2 separate regions of the Homo sapiens genome follow, and region 2 is linked to region 1. The links are chromatin contacts, found by Hi-C or POLR2A ChIA-PET in ENCODE. All regions are on one chromosome and are shown on one strand. Each heading gives the region's core, a stretch centred on a gene start or an enhancer-like site at or near the end of the contact. The rest is flanking DNA. Distances are from core to core; before and after follow the strand shown. Region 1 has its middle 44 kb from the start of TRH-GTG1-6. Region 2 overlaps LOC124902120 (a long non-coding RNA gene).

Region 1 (2,938 bases), core at 289-2,788:
GATCTCAGATCTCCTGTTTCCATTCCCCAAATAGTACTCAGTGGTAACATCTTTACCCTAGAAACTTTGCCAACATGTGCAAGGAACTGTCCTGTGTATGAGGTAGGCTGTAGCTTCTAGCATTAAGCCTCAGGGCTGGGGACATGGACAGATTGTCAGAAGCAATGTGGCCAAAAGCTCCACCATACCCAAGCCTGTAGATTGAAGGATGGCCCTCTGTGAAACCCACAGCTGTTTCTCCGAAGAAGTTTCATTTGGAAGTCTGCTAGTATGGGTTTCAGTACCATGAGGGTGTTTCCCATATAAAGAAGAAGATGATGTCACTGCTACTTGCTGGTATCTACATGCACTCCCAGAGCCCCCTGCAATCCCCCACAAGGGTGCTTTTCTGTGCCTTTCCTCAGTGATTGTCTGTAAGATTAGCTTCCTACTAAAATTCTAACTAGACTTAGATTCTCTTTTATTCACTGGGTGAGGGACCTGGGATCTCTATTTAGTTTTATTTCCAATATTTTTTCCCTGTCATGTAGATTTGCAGTGGGTTTAGGTGGCAGTGTTTACAAATAATTTCTTGGTCTAATCCCAACTATTTAACATCTGCAAGGATGATGTAATATGCCAGCAACTGTTTAAAGTTGTTCTAAAAGGCTTTACAAATATCCTTTGTGAGTGTGCACCCTGGTGATGGGAATGAATACACATGCTATTTTGTGAGCAATTTGAGAGAGTCTATCAAAATTTTAAATATGCTTATGTCTTGACCATAATTCCACTTCTAGGGCTTTTCCTGCAGCAATCACTCATAGCAATGTGAAAATATGCATGTGCAAGGATATTCATTACATCATTATAAGAGTGAAAAATTGTAGAGAAATGCTAAATATATACTGATAGAGGGGATTCCTAAATATAATACACTATGGAGTAATACTCAGCCATTAAAAAGAGTAAGGTTGATTTAAGTTCCCTGAAATGTTATTCATGATATGCTGATGAGAGATTGAAAAAGCAAATTGCGTAATAATATGTATTATATTGTCCCATTTTGTAAAATATAACAATACCCAAGTGATTTCTATATAAATGTAATAAATTTTTCCCATTTTTATACAAGATCTCTTTAGGGTAGACTCTGTTAAATGGTGTTCTACTCAGTACTTTAATATGTTTGGAGATGCAGCTATTGCAGAAGGAAGTAAAGAAGTCTAACCTGTTCTGTATGTTTGAAGGAAGGAGATGACAGCAGAAAAGATAAGGAGAGGAGAGAGAGAGAAGGTGAGGGGCTAGCAGCATCTGAGGCAAAAGCAAGTGTAGCTCTCCCTGAAGCAAGATGGAGGAAAAGACTTAAGAAGTGAAGTCGTTAATGAGTGATTTTAAATAGCTTGCTGTGTGCTTCCTAGTAGGAAGTCTGGCCAATAATCCTCAAATCGTCACTAAAGTCACTAATGCTTTGTGTGAATATGTAGGTGTGTGTGCATGCCTAAATCCAGGAAGGGGCCAAGTTGACCATATAAGTCAACAATGCAGAACAGAGACAGCAGCCAGAGAATAGGGAGCCTTTCTTGGCTTTGGAAGCACATCAAATCTTTGAAAATATGTAGAAATCTTGAGGAGAACCTTAGATTTCCTCAGGGCATAGAATGGGGGGTGGGGTGGTTCAAGCTGTTCATCTAGATCTTATGGGTCTGGAAGACATCAGCCAACATCAGGATTACAAATACAGTAGAAGAACTATTTTTTGCCAAAATGCTTGCAATGTGGCTAGATTAACGAATCTAGATATTCTACCTACAAAAGAACCCAATGATAACAACAAAACAAAACCTTAATCCAATCTATACATCTTCTGAATACGTTCTCCACTTTCCATTATATGGATTATGAAGTAAGAATGGGATGTGTAATGTATTTGTATACTTTCATTTCAGTACTTTAAACTTTATTGCTTTTACAACATAGAAATAACTCTGAACCAGCCCAACTCATGCATTACCAGAACAGCCACCAACCTCACTTCGCAATATACCACCAAATGAATCTCCATGGCAACCAACCAGCACATCCCACCATATGCCACATACCATGAGGAATTACTCCTCAATTATTACTCGGCATGATAGTTTAAATGGATAAGCATTTCAAAAAAATCCTTTTAGGCCAATCTCATTATTTGGATGGTTCTGATATTGAGAAATCTGAATAGGTGACATTTTGTTATTTAGATATACATTCACTTATATATACCCAGAAAAAGATTTGGAATACCTACCGTCACTTCAGAGGGGGACTTTTAATTTTCACTTTATATATACTACTTTATTATTTTCTTTTTTTAATCATAGGCATATGTTATTTTGTAATCAAAGAAAGAAAATGCTGTCCCATACTTGGTAAGCAGTCACTTCTCCTAATGCCACACCTTTATGGAATGCTATCCCCTACACACTGCCTCAGGCAGAATGGAATGTCATATGGGGAACTGGTTGCAGCTAGATGCTATTATTTTAAGAAATTTTAAACATCCTCTGCCTTTTCATTGAACTCAAGATGAGCACTTAACAATTACAAGTATTCCTAGAAGCAAAGAAATCATATATATTCTGGTATTTATTTAAAGTACTAAGAGATTCAAATTCTTTATATAATAAGAAGTAGCTTTAGTCTTTATCAGCTCAAACATTATGAGCTATAATCCATGAAACATGCTATTTTTAACAAATATTTATTCTTCCTATCATTCTGAATGTGAAACATTTTCATTTCTTCTAAGAACATTCCAGGTTTAAGTCTGAGAAATGGTCCTGGTCTTTCAACAATTGAAGAGATTGTGGGCACCTATCTCACCCCAGGGTTTTAGTCTCAGAGATTACCGGGTTTTCTTGCTGTCTTTTGGTTGGTTGTTGGTTTTTTTATTTGAAAGCTTAACTTCTCAATGTTT
Region 2 (2,938 bases), core at 304-2,803, 38 kb before region 1:
GATCAAGTAACATAGGACAAGGGTCTAAGCTCAGATGGCTGCTGTTTCTGCAAGTTTCTGGTTTATCCAGCCTATTAGACTGTGGCCAGATGTACTGTGTTACCTACATAATCCTTATCAGCAGCATTCCATCTGTGTCATCCAAGTAGCAGGAATAAGCAGGCACCCTTTTGGAAAGTGGCCCAAAGGGTACAGAAAGCAGGTACGCCTTGGAGGCATGTAACCCACATCCCTGCAAGTCAGGAGAGAAGACAAACACATTGAGTTTCTGCCCCAGATACTCACTTGAATTGCTCCTGCATTCCAGAGAGAGGTTGGTGGGGGGAAATTTGGAGGTTAGCTGTGGGCCTTGGAGTGATGATTACTTTGTAATGGAACAAATTAAATTATGTGAAATTTTAGATGCTTTCCTCCTGCCCTAGTGGCTCCCAATCTATTTAGGGGTAGTCAGAAAAAGGGGACCTTCACAACAGCTGCTTAGCTGCTTGAGCTCAGAGAGGAAACCCATAATTTGTCTGTAATCCCTAATGCCAACAGTTGTTCATTAAGAAACAAAACTAATGTAATCTTGATTATTTGCTCAGATTTCTACTCTATCATGTTTTGTGCATCTGGCAGGCTAATGTAATTTTCCTCAGAAACCCAAAGCAATCTGGTGCTCAGACAACACCATGCAGATTTAGGTAAATTCCAGGCTCAGATTAGCATAATACTAACTAATCACGAATATTATTTGCATTCATTAGAGTGTTGGGGAAAAATTGTTTCTAAATGGCAGAAAATTGAAAGAAGGATTAAGGGCAAGAGCTTGAAAATCCTGTTTGGCTTGATACGACTATATTACAGATGATTTTTCTCTTACAAGGCCTAATATTTAATGTGGAAGTATTAATTAGAGTATTGGAAAAAGATTGCATCTAATTGGAAGAAAACTAAGAGAGATTAAGGACCGGGCATATGGACTTGCTTTTGCTTGATTCAAGTGTGGAACAGATAATTTCCCATGCAATGCCAAGGAGCTTAAATGTGTAAAAGATAGGGTGATTAATTTTTCAGAAAGAACCAAGCCTTTTTTTTGAGATAACAGAGAAACACAATTTCGTTCCTTATGGAGTAACAAGTTATCGGTCAGTGCCTTTGTTTTTGTGATCAAGGAAAGAAGGTAACAGAATTAAACTCCTGAATCTGAAATACTCCCAAATAAAGGGGAAATCCCATAAAGCCCACACACTGGGCAAACCTTAAATCACTGGTAATAGATCCCAAATGTTGTACTGATTTAAATAATAATAATAAAAAGATTCAACCCCCACCTCCTGGTGGCTAGCTATTTTCTTTGCAATTTCCAGGGCCAGTCATTTGGCATTTGTGGAATTGGTTACAGGCCGTGTGCTGGGGCCTGCGCCTGACTGTGGTTCGAGGCAATTGTCTGCAAATCCTGTCTCTGGGCAGCTCGGCTGCTGTGGGGCTAAATTCAGCGCTGGCTTCCTGAGGGCTCGGAGCAGGTGCTCGCCAATGGCTTTGGCTTCTCCCTCTGACAGATGAGCAAGCGGAGCCGCTCCCCTGGAGGGAAGCCAGCTGAGCAGCCATTAGCAGTCACAGCCTTTGAATGTCCAGGCTAGTCTAGCTGCTCGCAGAATCCTGACTGTTTGGGATTCAGGCTTTGGCCTTAGCCTGAATGAGGTCGGGCAGCATGGTAGAGGAACTTGTTACTTAAAATGTGTTCTGGGTGGCCAAAGCTTTGGCATCGTCTAGAGGCTTGTGGGAAATGCAGAAACTCAGGCCCCACCCCCAACCCACTGAGTCAGCCTCTGCATTTTCGCATGGCCCCGAGGATATGCATAGGCTCATTCAAGTTTGACAAAAGCTGGGTTCTAGGACATTGGGCCTCAGACGTTCAGAGGCATAATGAATGATCACACCAAGAACTTGTCACAAACTCACATTCCTGGGCCCACGATTCAGTTTCAGGAGGTCTGGGGAAGGTGAGGTGAGGCCCCAGGTGACTCTGATGCAAAGGGTTCCTGGCACCACACTAGAGAAACACCTGGCTAGAGGAACACTCATGGATTGAAATCCACCTTGCCTACCGAGTTAGTGGAAAAGTTGATTAATGGCTCTAAACCCCAATTTCCCCACTTTAACATGGAGCTCCTATTTTACAGGTTTGTTGTGAGAACTCGGAGAGCTCAGGTCTGCAGAAGGTTTTAGCACAGCATCCTGTGCATTTTAGGCCCTGGCTAAGACATTACTTCCCTTTTTCTTCCTTCTCCACTTTGCAACCCACTTCCTCCATCTGATTCCCTGCCCACGGGGTCTTCCCTATGCCCCAATGTCCCTACCTTAGCGATAGCTTCCCAATGCCCCTTATGCTTGTACCTGTCCAGTTCTATCCTTCTGGCTAGGTCTCCAATCTCCAAGTTTTTTCTAACAACCGCCATCCCAGCCCCCAATTCTAGCTGCAGTGCAATAAAGTGTATCTGTCCCAGAGCCTAGCCTTTTAGTCTCAATTCTCTGCTAAACTGGCAGATGACTCAAAGCTAATAGCTAAGATTCTGTGCAATGGTTTAAGTATGCCGTTTCTGTTGGGTACTTTAAGGAGATATAATATCTTAGCCCAGTGGTTCTCAACTATGGCTACATACTAGAGTCATCTGGAGGTCATTTTATAAGATGCCCAAGTCTTTCAAATCCACTGTGATTCTGGTTCATTTGGTTGAGAGAAGACCCACGCATTGGTATATTTTTAAAAATTCCCAGCCAGCTTTTGGGCTGCTCACTGAGCAACCCAAACTGAGAATTCGTGTCCTAAAAAAAGTAATCAAGGAGGCTAATAAAAAGAATATTTTAGCTGAAAAAGACCTTTCAGCACACACCAGATTAGATCAATTCAGCCATCTCTCAAGCAATATGGGTGTTAAATATTGACCCACATCTC

Evidence for each region. A loop is a pair of places that touch in the nucleus more often than their neighbours do. ChIA-PET counts read pairs that join two places held with the same protein, here RNA polymerase II (POLR2A). Pooled maps may share reads with other maps.
Region 2: a loop to region 1 is called in a pooled map, with 2.0 times the contacts of the local background. The contact joins two enhancer-like sites. A Hi-C loop is called at or near these places in 4 of 168 maps with a recorded cell type or tissue (K562, astrocyte of the cerebellum, head of caudate nucleus and 1 more) and 4 of 50 pooled maps. POLR2A ChIA-PET finds 5 or more read pairs at or near these places in 1 of 52 experiments (GM12878).

The regions. Positions count from the first base shown.
Region 1 is chr9:14,476,673-14,479,610 of GRCh38, reverse strand. It overlaps a transcript of NFIB not described here. Among named protein-coding and RNA genes, the nearest start is that of TRH-GTG1-6, 44 kb to the right of the region's middle. Within about 2 kb of position 1,538, at least 2 of the 41 ENCODE cell types and tissues checked have a DNase peak (open chromatin) inside an H3K27ac peak, as active enhancers do.
Region 2 is chr9:14,514,611-14,517,548 of GRCh38, reverse strand. LOC124902120 (a long non-coding RNA gene) reads left to right here. Exons shown (of 2, transcript XR_007061419.1): 2 at 1-1,312. It also overlaps a transcript of NFIB not described here. Among named protein-coding and RNA genes, the nearest start is that of TRH-GTG1-6, 82 kb to the right of the region's middle. Within about 2 kb of position 1,553, at least 2 of the 41 ENCODE cell types and tissues checked have a DNase peak (open chromatin) inside an H3K27ac peak, as active enhancers do.